Regions from separate parts of the Mus musculus genome. Here region 1 is linked to region 2. The links are chromatin loops, found by intact Hi-C in ENCODE. Cell type or tissue: left cerebral cortex. All regions are shown on one strand.

What was found. Hi-C counts contacts between places; a loop is a spot of excess contacts. Peaks named below come from ENCODE experiments on the same cell type or tissue, not always from the same donor. Only the 100,000 strongest peaks of a DNase experiment are listed, where the experiment ranks them.
Region 1: a loop joins it to region 2, with 3 times the contacts of the local background. A loop is called at or near these places in 16 of 42 quality-filtered maps.

The regions. Positions count from the first base shown.
Region 1 is chr11:19,977,921-19,985,920 of GRCm38, forward strand. All of the region lies in intron 1 of Spred2 (sprouty-related EVH1 domain containing 2), which reads left to right. Among named protein-coding and RNA genes, the nearest start is that of Gm39603, 55 kb to the right of the region's middle. In left cerebral cortex, no CTCF peak of the experiment used is centred here; DNase peaks (open chromatin) are centred at 193, 1,611, 2,484, 4,449 and 3 more places; H3K4me3 peaks cover 2,042 bases; H3K27ac peaks cover 2,872 bases.
Region 2 is chr11:19,919,588-19,927,587 of GRCm38, forward strand. It overlaps Spred2 (sprouty-related EVH1 domain containing 2), which reads left to right and starts at 4,855. Exons shown (of 6, transcript NM_033523.4): 1 at 4,855-5,369. The coding sequence starts at 5,344. In left cerebral cortex, CTCF peaks have their summits at 998, 4,842, 5,741 and 5,965; DNase peaks (open chromatin) are centred at 394, 937, 3,720, 4,683 and 5 more places; H3K4me3 peaks cover 4,619 bases; H3K27ac peaks cover 4,153 bases.

The DNA.
Region 1 (8,000 bases), 58 kb after region 2:
ATGGAGAGGATTTGAAACGAAGGTTGGTTTCCGTCTAGTTTTGTTTAGCATGCAAACAAAACCACTAGACTTTTTTTTCTCAGCTATGAGATCAAAAGCCTTCTTTTCCAGATGACTAGAGCATGAAGTAAGTTGAGCCAACACTGCCACCTTACATAGGGCTTTGTTGGTATAAGGAACTCGGGATGTGACTTACATACATTCTCAGGGAACATTGCCAAAGCCATGTAAGGAATCTGGGAATGGACGCCTCTCCCTCATAGTGTTACAGCTGAGCTCATGAACATGGCTTCAGAGCACAAGGAAGCTCTCATCATCCAGAGAGGAATACCAACCGCTCATTCCAGGGATTGATGGAGCCTTCACAGTGGCCTAAGGGCATGTGGTTCCTCCCAGCTGGAAGACTTACTGAGCCTCAGCCTCAGCTCCCACACCCACAAGGTATCAGGCTGCAGGTATCTCTCCCCACCCCCGTTTCCATGCACGGCAGCTCCATGCCCAAGTAAAAACGGACCTTGTTCTGGTTCACACGGCATCCTAGGAGGTGAAGAAAACATGCGTGTAAAGATTACAAACTTTTCAAGATACCCAGAAGACAAAAATAAAGTCTCAGATGCAGCAGTTTATCCAAGTTTTGCTGTTTCTTTACCTCCTGCCTTTATACTACTTATTGTGTGTGGGGGGGGGGGGAGCATAAAATATTTATAACAAATCTCATATCATTTCATATCACCCCTGACATACTTTAGTAATTGTAACTTTTGAGACAGGTCTGACCTGGCGCTCTCTGGGGCTGTGGTTGACCTTGAACTCCTATACTCTACCTACCTTCCTAGTGCTGAGGAATGGGCCACCACACCTGGGTTTTTGCAGTGTGGAGAACTGAACTGGGGGCTTAGGCATGCTTTGTAAGCACTCTCCCAACAGAGCGCATTCCCAGCTCCCTGTGTGGTCATTACTGATTTATTTTGGAGAAAAGGTCTCACTGTGTAACCCAGGCCTCTCGCTCTTGTCCTGTGTCAGCAGCTTCCTGAGGGCTAGAGGGCCACAGGAGTGTGTTACTATGCCCACCTCCAAAATCATTTTTATGTATAGGTTTTTATAATTCCTGTAATTGGTAATCCTACAACCCAAGAATCAAGCTGAACATGGTCACATCCACTTGTAATACCAGCATTAGGGAAGCTGAGGCAGGAGAATGGTGATTTTGAGGTCAGGCCGGATTGGACATGAAAGCAACACAGGAATCAACAAAGCCCCAACCAGACGCTTTAGAGAGACAGATCTGAACAAAGTTCCGTGGCTTGGCAGGGCAACAATCGGCTCACACTTGTGGGTCTACAGACTGGAATCGCAGCACGCTGTGTGTGTGAGCTCGCAGCTCGTTGTGTGTGAGCTCGGCTTCCTGTGCATTTCGGACGTCTGTCAATGACTGATCATTGTAACTTACAGGAATTTTTTAAACAATTTTTTAATTGAAAAATCCCAGCCTCTGTCAGCTGCCAGCCTCCCAGCTTCTACTTCTGAGGAGCAGGAAGTGGGTGGGTAATGACAACGGGCCTGTAAACTGCGGACTCTAACCCGCCGATGACTCATCCGGTACAATGCAGTATATTTGTCAAGGAGACTGAATCATATATGGGGGAAACTACTGCTCAGCAGCCAGCTGGTTCGCAGGTCAGCCTGAGAGGATCCATTTTTATCGGAAGCTTTATCGTAGCGATGATGCTAACGGGCAGCCCTTGGACTCCACAATGTAGAGGAAATGGCATCTCCGGGCAGGTACGTGCCGGCTCTTTGCTTGGGTTGTAGTTTCTCCTTGTTCTCCTCTCTGCTGAACCTGTCCAGTGTTTGCGTGTAACATTCTTTTGGGAGAAACATTATCCTCAGGACCTGTGTGGGGTGTGTGTGTGTGTGTGTGTATGTGTGTATGTGTGTGTGTTTGTGTGTTCACCCACATGCAAAGACAGGTAACCACTGATCTTCTATCGAATAGGTTTTCTTCACTCATCGCCCTCTCTGAATCTCCCTAGAGATTCACATCAAAATGGCTTTAACCCATTATTTTATATTAATAAGTTTTAAGGATGCTGCTTGGAAACAGAAGGACAACAGACCTTCTAGGGGGGTAGCTAAGGGTGTTATCTGGTGTCAACAGTCTAATATGAATATCTTTCAGTATCCGTACCGTCTACCCAGCCCCCCCCCCCTTTGTGTGGCTTAATCCAAGAAAGCTTTATTCCCCTCCTCAGCTGATATGTTTATTTTTTGCCGATCACAATTTGCTTGAATCAGAGCATCAACTTTTCCAAGGTAGAAGAAAAGGGAGTGGGGACTTGATAGCAACATTTAATTATAGCTTCCACATGACCTGAAGGATCATTCCACATAATTGGGAGGCTGTGGCTGCCTGTCTAACCTTCTCTCTTTTCTTCACTCACTAAATTTAAACAATGCCTGGCTAGTGGAGGCACATGCCTTGTTTATTTGAGTATATTAAACATTCCTATGTGTGTTGACAGACTGTTCAGCGTCTCCTCATATTTTTAAAGGACACTTTTTAAATCCTTCTTGTCCGGGACAGATGCTCTAGTTAAGTTTATATCTGTGCTATGTCTGCCTTGCTGGACGGGCTCTCCGCCTGGGGTCAGGACCTGTACTACCGCTGGCTGCCCATACATTTGCCTGAGATGAAACACTGACTACACAGTCCCCTCTGTGGTGTAAATCCTGCGGTCCCTTAGAGAGAACATCTACAGATCTGGAATTACCAAGCTAGCGAGCAAGGCGGGCTTCGTTCCTGTTTATTTATCATAGAGCCTATAGTAAAGCCTTGGTTTTCTTCAGGTGTATGAATTTTAAACTCCTGGTAAACAGATTTATTTCATTTATTGGTTTCAGCACATTTAGAAAACTTGGAAGGAGTTTGCTCAGTATGTTCTGTTTGTAGATTATAGTGTGCTTTTTTTTTCTTTTCTTTCTTTAAAAAAAAAAAAAAAAAAGAATGGCCAGCTTGTTTTTCAAGACAAACCACCTTTAAATTTCATTAATTTTACATTCTATAAATGAAAGCCACCTGTTATGCCGTAACTTGCTAATTTTGGTCAAGGATGATAATGAGGAAGAATAGTGTTTGGAGTATGTTGGGGTCTGGCTAAGAATTCCCTGCCCACATCTGTAGCGTTTATTTTTGTGTGCATATGTGCATATATGTATATATAGTACACATTCAATAACAGCACTTGCTGATATTAAAAATATTTCAGATCCAAAATGAGAGCCTTTTTCCTTCTCATTAAGATTGTGTTTCAAGGTCAGGAAAGCTTTGAGCATGTTGACTTGACTAGAATACATAGTTTTGGATATATGTATGTATATGAGCTCCCCCAGAGTTTTGGTTAAAAACACTCAGTTTGTGGTTCACTTTGTCAAAACTTCATCAAGCATAATGGCTCATGCCTGTAATTTCAGCACTCAGGAAGCCGAAGTAGGATTATTGTAAATTCTAGGCCAGCCTGGACTACAGTATAAGATCTTGTCTCTTAGAAAACATAAAAACAGGGCTGGAGAGATGGCCCAGTGGTTAAGAGCACTGGCTGCTCTTCCAGAGGCTCTGAGTTCAATTCCCAGCAACCACATAGTGGCTGACAACCATCTGCAGTGGGATCCAATGCACTCTTCTGGTGTGTCTGAAGACAGCTACAGTGTAATCATAATAAATAAATCTTAAAAAAAAAAAAAAAAGAGCCGGGCGTGGTGGTACACGCCTTTAATCCCGGCACTCAGGAGGCAGAGGCAGGCGGATTTCTGAGTTCGAGGCCAGCCTGGTCTACAAAGTGAGTTCCAGGACAGCCAGGGCTATACAGAGAAACCCTGTCTCGAAAAACCAAAACAAACAAACAAACAAACAAACAAAACAAAACCAGAAAAGACAGAGTTAGGCAGATCTCTGTGAATTCATGGTCAGCCTGGTCTACCTAGCAAGTTCCAGGCCACCAAGGCTAAATCTCTTGATTGGTTGGTATTTTCTATGAAAATATCCTGTTTTCCCGATCTTTGTCTCCTTAGGACTAGCCCAGGTGAGGACCAGTTCTTCCAGATCTCGGAGCTTTGTACATGAGCTGTGGCTGCTGCTCCCAGGGTGACCGTTGATGATGAACACCGTGAACCGTCAGCCCAGGGTGACCATAGATAGTCTTTAGAGTTCTTTCTCTTCTACCACTGCTACTAAAGGTCTTATTCTTCAGCTTAGAAGTAGTCAGTGGATATTGATTGAACTTGAGGCCTTTGATGTGCGAGGCATGGGCTAGGCACTCACATGTGTATGCACTTGGACCCAGGCCCAGCCCTCTTTTAACTTTGGTTGCTGAAAGAATGCTCTACTCCAAAATCCAGCTGATGGTGGTTTTGATAACCACGCTTTCTGAACCCAGCCAAGTGACGTAACCGTAGACAAAAGACGTGCTTTTCCGCTCTGTGTCTTGGGAGGTGTCAGTCATGGAGTTCATTCATCCTAAGAGACCATAGTGTCCATGGTATCTTAGTGGAACAGACAGCTTCCCAGTTTTTAGCTGTTTGGAAGACTCCTCTTTTTAGGATCTATTACAGCTATATGAATTCAGTAACTATTTCATAAAAACAAGCTAATTTAAAATCACTATAGACCAGCTGCCAACATTTAAAAATACTCACGTGCTTTTGAGAGTCCTGTTTCTGGAGTCTGCAGCCTGCTCCTGCTGTTCACATGTATGAGAGTGTGTGCTGAGAACATGGCTGGCTCCCACCAGAGGCTTTACCCGTGCATTGCCTGTGTCACACTTGTCCAATGTCTGGAGCACACACGAATTTTTGTCATTATTTGGAAATTGTAGGTTTTCTGTTTAGCTCAGAGAAGCCAGAGACAAGCATAGAGTAAATTTCTTAAGCCACAAGCCTCCCTCTGAAGTATAAACGGATACGTGCCCTCTCTTATCTAGCTACTGTGGACTGTTCCTTTTGCTGGGCATTAGCTTGCTGGCAGTTCAGTGCGTTAACACCTAGAGTGCCTTGGCGTTGAAAGTGGGGCAGCCAGGGGAGCCATGCACATGAGTTGAGTTGTAAGTACCATTTCCTTGTGGCTCATGAGAACCATAGAGAAAGCCAATACTTCAGAAGGAGGCTGGCACCTCAGTTCTCTTTTGAAAGCTTTTGACTTGGATTGTAAGTGGACCCTTCCTCGCTATGCCTTCTGGGAGTGGTGCTGGGATTCGGCTGTTCTTGCTGTCTTCTGAGGTCATTATGGGAGAAATCTCAGTGAGATGCTGTATTTAGATTCCAATCAAGAGGTAAATCATGCAATTGTAAAGAATGGAAACACTCTCTCTGCCCCTCTCTGTGCTTCCTACCACCCCCCTGCTCTTGTCCTCCTCTCCCTCCTCCCCTTTTCTCTCCCTCCCTTTCTTCCCCTCTTCCTCTCCTCATTTATAAACACTTGCTTCCTCGGTTGCCTGCCTGCCATTGCTCTGGCCCCCTGGGCCCTGCTGCTTGACTGGGGCTCTTGAATTCCATCCGCTGAGCACAGCAGCATGTGTCACAGGCTGCTCAGGGAGGGTGAGGAGCAAAGTTAGTGTCTGTGGGTGGGCATGTGTTCTCATCACATCGCCGGAGAGCTGCAGTGTGCAGAATCTGGCAGGAACTTGTTCCAAAGGGGGGGGGAAATCAAGCCAGTCCCTTTTTTTCCTGCCTTGAGTAATATTAAAAACATGGCTAACTCCCATGGAGAAGAAATGGAAGTGTTAGAAAACTCTTGTAATTGTTTTTAGTAATCTTCAAAACTGAGATCAGAAGAAATAAAAAGGGTCTAATCATAAAAATATCCCGGTGTGTGTGTGTGTGTGTGTGTGTGTGTGTGTGTGTGTGTGTTGCATTGTATATAGACTGTTCAGTGTTCAGAGGCTCAGTATTTAAGAGCACCACCTGCTTTTGCTGATGACCCAGGTTTGGTTCCCAGCACCCACATGGAGACTCACAACCTTCAGTAACTCCAGTGCCAGGGAATTTGTGGACACACATGTGATATGCATGCGATTTACCCATAAAGATAAGTTAGCCTTCCTTTTTTTTCTTTTTAGAATGTTGTCTCAGAGTTTGGGGGTACACTGTTCTATTTAACTCGTCTGATGTTTTGAGATGATATTATAAGAAACGCCATTTTCTGTCAGTAAAGCCAGTACTTAAGAGGTTTGAGCTGTGTGTGACCTGCCTTGCACGCAGAAGAGCAGAGTAACGGGCCTTAAGCATTGGAAGCAGCGCCTGGAGAGGGTCCTGCGCATGCGCCGACTGTTACCTTTTGTCAGTGGTGATGCTCACTCCTTCAGGCTTTGGGAGTGTTCCTGCATGCAACCCAGACTTCCTGAACCCAGTTCAAGTGGCTCCCTTACTTCTCAAGGTACCCCCTTCTCATGTGGCAGAAACCAGGATACAGGGCCAGTGAGAGGGCTCAGCAAATCAAGACGCTTGTCATTAAGCCTGAGGATGGATTCGTGGGGGTTGCCCTTTGACCTCCACATCTGCACTGTGACATAACACCCCTCCCCCATGCACACAAATCAGTGGTTTTTTTCACCCCAATATTTTTTAGCAACTGCTTAGTGTATGCTAAAGTGACACTGATTCTGTGCATTCTAGATCTCTAGAACATTTCACCTTGCAAAACCGAAACTCCAGGCACGGTGGTTGACTCTCTTCCCCGGCCCAGGACAGCCACCATACTACTCTGTTTCCATGGCTTTTAGATAATAATATAAATAGAATGGATGGTGCAATGACTTCTCCTCCTCCTCCTCCTTCTTTTTTAAGACACAGGGTTTCCCTGTGTAGCCCTGGAACTCACTGTAGACCAGGCTGGCTTCGAACTCAGAGTCTACCTGCCTCTGCCTCCCGAGTGCTGGGATTAAAGGCTTGTGCCAACACTTCCACACAGCTTGTCCCCCCCCCCTTTTTTTTTGGACTGGGTTCTTTTGCTTAGCTTTCTCAAAACTCATCCCATTGTCGACTCCACTGTTTATTAAGGCTGAGCGATGACCCATTGTGTATTGTTTAACCAGTCCTCTCTGGATGAATGAATTTAGATTATTGCCACCTTTTGGCTTATTGTGAATACTGAAGTGAAAATATGTTTGAAAGTCTTTTGAGGTGGAATTGCCTTTTAATAAAGGCTAAGGTTGATTGTATGCAAAGGCAAGGAGATGTGCCTCTGAGCATCCTGTTATGTTTAATCTAGTCTTTGCTTAGGCTTAAAGAACTCCCTTCCAGACCTGCTCACTGGAGGAAGTTGCCAGAGGCGAGGTGGTTTATTTGTGGTGCCTTGGGAATTGCAACTGTCCCAGAGAACCAGGATGAAGGCCAGAGTAGATGGCTCTTAATAAGTTAGTAACTCATGGCCTGAGTTTGTGTCTGCAGCCCAAATGGTAGAAAGGAAGAGCTAACTACCGGCAGCCCCGACCTCTGTACGTCCTCACAGTCACACCCACAGGTAGATTTGAATAGCCAAATTTAATCTTTAGAAAGGGGAAGGGTGAGAAGGAGGCAGATGTCGACACTGCCATAGAATACAGAGCTGGGTGTTGACTGGCCTTATGTTAGAGACCTTTTATTCTTTCCTTGGTACTAGTGTTGCTCACAATGATGGCTTTATTATGTTGACTTCAGGTCAATCTCTGTGAGTTCAAGGTTAGCCTGGTGTACATATGGGAGTCTCAAGCCAACCCAGAATATACAGTGAAACTGCCTTTAAAAAAAAAAAAAAAAGAAGACTGAAGAGATGATGGCTCAGCGGTTAAGAGCACTGACTTCTCTTCCAGAGACCCTGAGTTCAATTCCCAGCAACCACATGGTGGCTCACAACCATCTGTAATGGGATCTGATACCCTCTTATGGCTTGTCTGAAGATAGCTACAGTGTACTCATATACATAAAATAAAAAATAAATCTAAAAAAAAACGAGGGGAGGCTGAATAGGT
Region 2 (8,000 bases):
GGATCCAATTTGCAATCCACTTGCTTCCTGTTAAAGAGTTCAGGAGTGCACCCCAAGGTCAGCCTTCTCCATCTTTCCTGGAGTGGGTGGGGGAAGGGCTAGAATTGGGTAGTAACTTGCCAGAAACAGCTCTTCCCACCGAGCTGCGGCTAGCTAGAAGGTGAGCTGCCACAGACGAAAAGACCCTTTGCATAGCCCATTCTTAAACTGGCTGAGGCTTGTACAGTTGTAAACTGAAACTTGGGGCAAACCCTGGCGGTTACATTTTTTACACAAAGAATGCTTCCTTCTTCGCTCCGTCGATTACTTCCTGCATTCTGACTCTGCTGAGCAAATGCATACCCGAGCCTTTGGTGAGCTGCTGAGCACGGTCGAGCCACCCTCCTACCTGAAGTGGCGACCGCAGTAGCAGCGGGCTTGGCGTTTCATTCATAATACTTGCACCAGCGTGGAGGGAGGCGGGGCGGGGGCCTTTCGTCTGTTTAATAAAATCCCGGCCATGCAACCGAAAGGGAAAATGATCCCGGAGTATGCTGCCCGGGGGATGAGCCCTGCACCGCCGCCCTTGGCTAATTATACCGGAGATTGTGCAATGGGCCCGAGCCATTCACCCTGCAGGGCCGCGGCGCCTCTCACTACGTCTGCACAGTCCTCGGCTCCCTTGGCACAGCGGGTACCCGCGGCTGCTCGCCCGAGCATAGTGATGCAGGCGCTGCAGCGGCCCGGGCGCGGCCGGAAGGAACTGATAAACCGGCGCGCGAGTGGCACCCCTCCCCCGCGTCGGAAGTGTCCTCGAGCGCCGGTCATTGAGAAATACTGAAGGGGCAGAGTGGGGTGAGGCGAGGACAGCCCTGAGGCCGCGGCTCCTGGCCTGTGATCCCACGCGCAGCCGGCTGTCCGGCCGCCTAAGTGCGGGTTCCGCACTGCGCCCCACAGGGCCGCCGGCTCGAAAAGCAGGAGCTGCCCCGCTGCAGAGCCTGCAGATCCGGCCGCCGAGGGGCGCTCCGGGCTTTCCCACAGCCCCTGGGAAAGGAAAGAGCTACGGGGCCTCCCCTGCCCAGCCTGTGGAGTTAAGAGGCAGGCAACTGTGCTGGGTTTCCGTGAAGTTGTGAGCAGATCGATAGTACTTTTGAAGTTTTAAGATCTTACTGAGTAAACACTTTATTTTAAAAGACTCAAGTCTCAAGTAGTTCAAATTGGCCTGGAACTCAATGACCTTGAACTTCTGACCCTTCTGCCTCCTGAGATAAAAGATTGTGCCACCGTAGTCTTGTATCAAAAAACAAAACAAAATAAAACAAACAAACAAAAATCCCAAATTCTCTGGGTTTGTTGTTGTTTTGTGACTTGTGTTTTATTTTTTAGTCAGGGTCTCACTCTAGCCCACATTAGCCTGGAACTGTGTACTCCAACGGACAGTGATTATTTTGTCTCAGTCTCTCGAGTCTACCGTGCCCCGATTGATGGTTATAATGCTTCTGAATTGAAATCTAAATCTAAGATTGGGACAAACTAATATTTTTTTTTTTTTTTTTTTGGTTTTTCGAGACAGGGTTTCTCTGTGTAGCCCTGGCTGTCCTGGAACTCACTTTGTAGACCAGGCTGGCCTCAAACTCAGAAATCCACCTGCCTCTGCCTCCCAAGTACTGGGATTAAAGGCTTGCGCCACCACGCCCTGCTTACTTATTTTCGAATGTCTACGATTTTTTTTTTTTTGAGAAAGGACATGATTTTATTATAGTTTGTGGGGGTAACAGAATAAGAAAAAATAAGACATCAGTGGGACAAATCAAAACAAATAAATCCCGAGACGTTACAACAAACTCTAGAAATAGATCGGTGTGATCCAAGTAATTCATTAGACACTTCCGTTATTGTTCTTTGGGAGTCATCCACCTTGCTTTTCAATCTGAAAGTTGTCAGACCACAGAAGTGACTAGTAAGCCCTGTGGAATTTTCCTGTCTCCATCTCTTCAACAATGGGATTATAATTGCAGGCCATCAAATGTGGGTGCTAAAGAAGGAGCATAGGCCCTCGGATGACAAGTAAGCCTCATACTAACCTATCTCCTAGCTCTGAATGGGTCTGCTTTTTGTTTGTTTTATGTTTATTTTCTTTTATGTGTATGGGTATCTTGCCTGTATGTATAACTATGTATGCATTGCTTGGGTACCTCATGCTCTTGGAGTCCAGAAGACAATGTCAGATCTTTGGAACTAGAGTTATAGAAGGTTGTGAGCAGACATATGGGTGCTGCAAATCATACCTGGGTCCTCTGAAAGAACAACCAGTGCTCTTAACCACTAAGCAACTCTACAGCTTACCCAACCCCCAGTCTTTTTTTTTTTTTTTAAACCAAGGTCTCAATATTTAGCCCTAGCTGTCCTAGAACTCTTTCTGTAGACTAATATAGCTTTGAACTCAAGAGATCTACCTGCCTCTACCTTCAGACTGCCAAGATTAATGGTGTCTACCACCACACCCAGTATGTCTCACTTTCTTCACGGCCTACAAACAAACAAACAAACAAACAACAAAAAAAAACAAAACAGAAACAAGCAAACAAATAAAAATACCCCCCAAATCAAACAAACAAAAAATGAAGAAAGATAAGGTTTGCTTTGTTTATTCCTGTAAAAGTTGAAGAATTAACAGAGACCTCACTGTCAGGACCTCAGGTCTTCTAAGAGAAAACCAAAATGCAGGTCTCGAGGTTTGGCGTCCTTACCACTACTTGTCATGAGCACTCAGAATCCAGTGTTGAACCTCAATGTGTATCCACAAAGATCATGGTTGTGGAAAGCATGAAACCACTGGTTTCTACTTGACTCAAAGGTGAAACTCTTATTTTTCAAGCCCCCGTGGAACTCTCAATACACACAGACCTCTAAGAGGGCTACTTTTGTTTTGTGTATGGGTTTTGTTTTAGTTGTTGCTGATTATCATCATCATCATCACCACGACCACTACTTTGATTCAGGGTCTTAATCATGTAGTCTGGTTGGCATGGAACTCATTATATAGGCCAGACTGGCCTCAAACTCACAGAGATCCACCCACCTTTTTGCTTCTAGAATACTAGAATTACGGACATGATCCACTATGCCCGGCTGTTTTGTTTTTGTTTTGTTTGTTTTTTGTTTGTGGTTTTGTTTGAGACTGGATTTTGCTTACTAGCTATGTCTAGCCTAGGATTCTACTTGTAGACCAGGCTGGACTTGAACTACTATCAATCCTCCTACCCCAGCCTCCGTAGAATGGGATTATCCAGTCCAGCAATTTTCTATTTTTGAAGCAAATATTTCATCCCCCAGTTTGTTTCGTAGCTATTTAAAATCTAAGTGGAATGTCTCTAATGGCATATTCAGGAGAACAGAAATGTCTATTAGTCTTGAGGACATAATCCCTGTCCCTTATTCCATGGCAAGACCTCAGGAAATACCCAGTGACTCTGTAATTGGTGTCATCCATGTCAAGTGAAAACATGGTGCCCCCTTCAAAAATTGAAATGGATTTTAATATCGCAAATTCAGATTCCAGGCAAATCCACAAGTTGAGCCCTGGGTGCAATCCTGCTCGTTGTCTAGATGGTGCATAGGTCCTCTCAGAAAACCTCAGGCAGGTCCTAGGCCATGGTAGGAAAAATAATTTAAAGAGAGGTATGAAGAGATGGCTCGCAGTTAAGATCTTCCATAAGACTGTGGTTTAATTCCTAGGACCTACACAGAGGCTAGCAACCAGTTCCAGGAGATCCAACAGCCTCTCCTCTCTGCCCACAAATGGTGCTGACATGCATGGATGCATCCTCCTTCTGCCCCCGCACATTCAAAAAGAAAGAAGGAAGGAAAGAAAGAGAGAGAGAGGGGGGGGGAGGGAGGGAGGGAGGGAGGGAGGGAGAGAGAGAGGGAGAGAGAGAGAGAGAGAGAGAGAGAGAGAGAAAGAAAGAAAGAGAGAAAAAGGAAGGGAAGGGAAGGAAAGGGAAGGGAAGGGAAGGGAAGGGAAGGGAAGGGAAGGGAAGGGAAGGGAAGGGAAGGGAAGGGAAGGGAAGGGAAGGGAAGACGGGTCGGGGGTGGAGTAATGAGTTCCTGGGTCTCTCTTTGGCCAAACCCCATCAAAGGTAGTAATCTGTGACCCAGTAAACTAAGAGTAGACTTCTAAGAGCTGGAGACAAGAAACGTTATTCACAGACTGGATAATTTACTTTGGTGTTACCTTTAAACTTCATCTCTGCCTGCAATGCCAAAGTTTTATGGCTGTTTGCCTTTTGTTTTCTGCGTACATATTTTTAAAAATATGCCCGCTCTAGGTGGGCATGGTGTTGCATGACAGTAATCCCATCGTGTGGAGGCCAGCGGAGGCCACCTGCACTGCCCCCAACCCCCACCCCGCAGTGTTTCTCCAAACCCAAACTCTCTGGCAACATCTAAACTCCTCCCCATCTCCGCCCTCCGCCACCTCCCCCCTTGATTTTTAATCCGAAGGTTTGGAAGGAGGGAGGGACAAAACGGGAGCCAGATGTGCTCTTGTCTTCGGCTCCCGCCTCCTCCCTCTTGGGCTTCCTAAAACCCGGAGCACCGGAGACAAGGATTCGGATCCTGACAAACGCAGTGCCAACCATGCTGTTCCGAGGCTCCTCCCTGACTGGAAGCTAGCGGGAGGGGGAGTAGAAGAGGGGCACGCTCAGTAGGCGGGACAAAGTGTTTTGTGAGTGTGTTTTTTTCCTCTCTCTCTCCTCTCTCTCTTTTATTTTGGTCGCAAGTAGGAAGCTTTTTGCACTCCACCACCTCTGGCCGCTGGGAAGACGTCATCGCTTCCGCCCTACTTCCTCCTCCTGTTGGCGGCGCTGAGAATCCAATATGGAGTAAATCGGTGGAGTGGCGAGATGGGGCTCGGACGGGGCGCCCTGCACCGCCTCCCAGGCGCATCTCCCCCGGCCGCCGAGCACTACCCGGAACCCTGATTGGCCCGGTCCCCGGGGGCGACCCCGGCCCGGCCCCAGCGCAGCCGACTGCCCGCCCGCCGCCCGGAGCGTGCTTGTTTTTCTGCTGCTCTCCCCCTCCGGGTCCCCTTCCCAAATCTCGCCTCTGCACCCCCTCAGAGCCCCGGGGCCGTGCCCGGCCGGCCCACGGCGTCCGCTGCCTGGTGTGCCCCTTCCCAGACCTCGCCCTGATCTCGGGGCTCTCCATTTCCCCGCCTGCCTCGGCGCCCCCTTCATCTCTAGCTCCCCCCCTCCACCACCAAATCAGGAGATGTCGGAGATGTGAAGAAGGGGGGCGAGCGCACAGGAAGATGAAGGGAGCCAGGCTGCATGCCGCGGGACAGGCGTCTAGGTGAACAAGAAAATGACCGAAGAAACACACCCGGACGAGTAAGTTAGCCGCGGGTGGGACGCGGGTGCCCGGAGGGGTGGTGTGGGGGCCGCCGCCAAGGACGCAGGAGGGGACTCGTCGGAGGAACTTGGCCTGGGGTGCAGCCGCTGGCTGAGCTGTCGGGGCTATGCGCGAGGCTCTTGACTTGGCTGGGGGAGACGGCAGAAACCGCCTGGGGTCTGCAAGTCCAGGTCGCAGCCCGGGCCAAGGGCGCGCAAATGACCTCGGGGCGGTCCTCGGGCTGCGGGAGCGGAAGCTCTGACGCCCTCCACGCGGGGCATCCCGGGGTCGATGGGTCTGTGTGCATGGTGACTTTGTGACTCCTGGCACTGCTGCCCTCCCATAGCCCTCTCCGGAGCCCTCTGGGGCCCGGGCTCCGCCATTTCGTTTTCTTGAATCGCTCTCATTTGCATACCACATTTTCATTCATAAAAACACGGAGGAGTTGGGGGAGGGCCAGTCGGGCTCGGCACAGGGTCAGTGCGCCCGGGTCCTCGCAGCGGCCAGAGCGCGGGAGCAGCCTGCCGAGTCCCGGCGCGCGTGAGTGTGTGCACGCGCGTGTGGGCCGGCACACGCGCCCCGCGGTGTCGGGGCAGCACTGGGGGCGGATCCGAAGCGTGTGCAGCGAGGGCGGGAGAGCGTGCGGGGAAGCGCGCTCCTGGCATGTATGTGAGGGAGAGCGCGTGCCCGTGCGTGTGCCCGGCCCGCAGGCCCGAGGGGAACAAAGCTCTCGGTGCTTAGTCAGAGGTGCTTGTGCTCGCCCCTCGGGGAGACCCGGGCTTGTCACCGTCTCTGGGCCAAGTGGCAGCTGCTTCCCGCCTAAGTCGCACTTAGGTTTGGATCTCCGCTCTAGTAGTGTTCGAGGCGTTTCCCTCTCGGGGAGCTGGGGGCGGGGCTGCCCGTGGGCCCCAGCGGGTACTTAGCCAGGGGTCCTAGCCGTGCCCGGCTCTGAGACTGCTGTTCAGTGGCTGTATTCGCTCACCACTTTTTTTTTTTTTTTTTTTTTTTTTTTTGTGAATAAGACGTTCTCCTTTATTGTCACATGATATCCCTCCTCCCTTGCACATTCATAAATCCTGAGCCTGCCTCGGCTCCTTTCATTCAGTGCTGCCATTAGCCAAGGTAGCAGCGGCGCCTGCTTGGACTCCAGAATGGGTCCGCAGTCTCGGGGACGCTGAGGGGAGGGGGACCTGGAGAGGTGGAGCGGGAGTGGCTGGAGACTAGCTCCCAAACCCTGGGTCTTTTGCTTTTGTGTGTCCACCCCACCCCCTTCCCCCGTGAGCATTGACACTCTAGAGTGCAGAGAGGGGAAGTGACTCAGGACTGGGCCACTGGGCGGCTTAAAGAGCTCTTGTAGCAGGTGGCAAAATCCTGTGTACCACTCTAAGAAATCTCCCTTCTTTTCCTTTGTCTTCGGTCTGGAGTTCGCACCCAGGGCCTGCCACAGCCAGACAAGCAAGAGCTCCATTACTGAGCTGCGGCCCAGCCCTCGATTGTTTTTAAATGGCCTTTTATCCTGTGGCATTCATTGTCAGACTGAGTGGAAGGAAGCTGATGTTCTGCAAAGGGAATTTCCTTCGGTGTGTCCCCAGGGAACTTTGACAGCAGTAACCCTAATCTGTCAAGACACCTGTCCCTGGAGAGGTTCCCACCTGCTGTGCAAGTCTCACAGCATGCTTTGGGCTGTTTTAGACATCTTATTTTGCCTTACTATACCTGTCATTGAAATCATAAAATAGGGGAAGAAAGTTGAGAGTTTTAATGCTGAAATATAGAGGGAAGGATTATCTGCTAGGCCCTCCCCTTTTGAAACTTGGCCAATAAACAGTTCTTTTTCTGGGTCCTTGTCTGTACTTGCACTTAGGAGTAGCCTTGGGGGCAGTGAACAGTACCTGTGCTGATGGGGGTTCTTGGAGAGCTTTGCCCAGTGTGCATTAAGGTTCCTGGCTTCTTCCACTGGGGGTGCAGTCGGCTTGTGCTGTTTTCCAGTGGCCAGTCAGCCTTGTGCCTTCCCCCATTTGCTAGCCTAGACGAAAGGATTCCAGGTGAGGACACCAGTGTTAAGGGAATACTTCCTCATTCCAGTCCTGGGGAGAGAGATCAATTTGACTGTGATCAGAAGGCTTGTAGAAGCTGAAGTTGGTGGCTCACACCTGTTATCCCAGCAGCTGGAGACTGAGGCAGGAGGGATGTCATGAGTTTGAGCTCAGGTTGGGTAAAGAATTCCTTTAACCCCAGCACTTGGGAGGCAGAGGCAGGCCGATTTCTGAGTTCAAAGCCAGCCTTGTCTACAGAGTGAGTTCCAGGACAGCCAGAGCTACACAGAGAAACCCTGTTTCGAAAAAACAAAAAAACAAACAAACAACAACAACAACAAAAACCAAACAAAAAAACGAAAGAATTCTGTTGAGACAGTAGGTCTTAAAGATGGGTTCTAGTTTCAGAGGGTTAGAGAGCCCTGGTGTCTTTACCACTGTTGAATTGGCTTTTGGGGGAGTTATATTTTTGTTCTTGTCTAGATAGGGCCTCACCATAAATCCCCTGGCTAGCTTTTTTATGTAGACCAGGCTGGACTCTAACTTAGAGGGATCCTCCTGTCTCAGGTTCCTGAGTGCTGGAATGACAAGTGT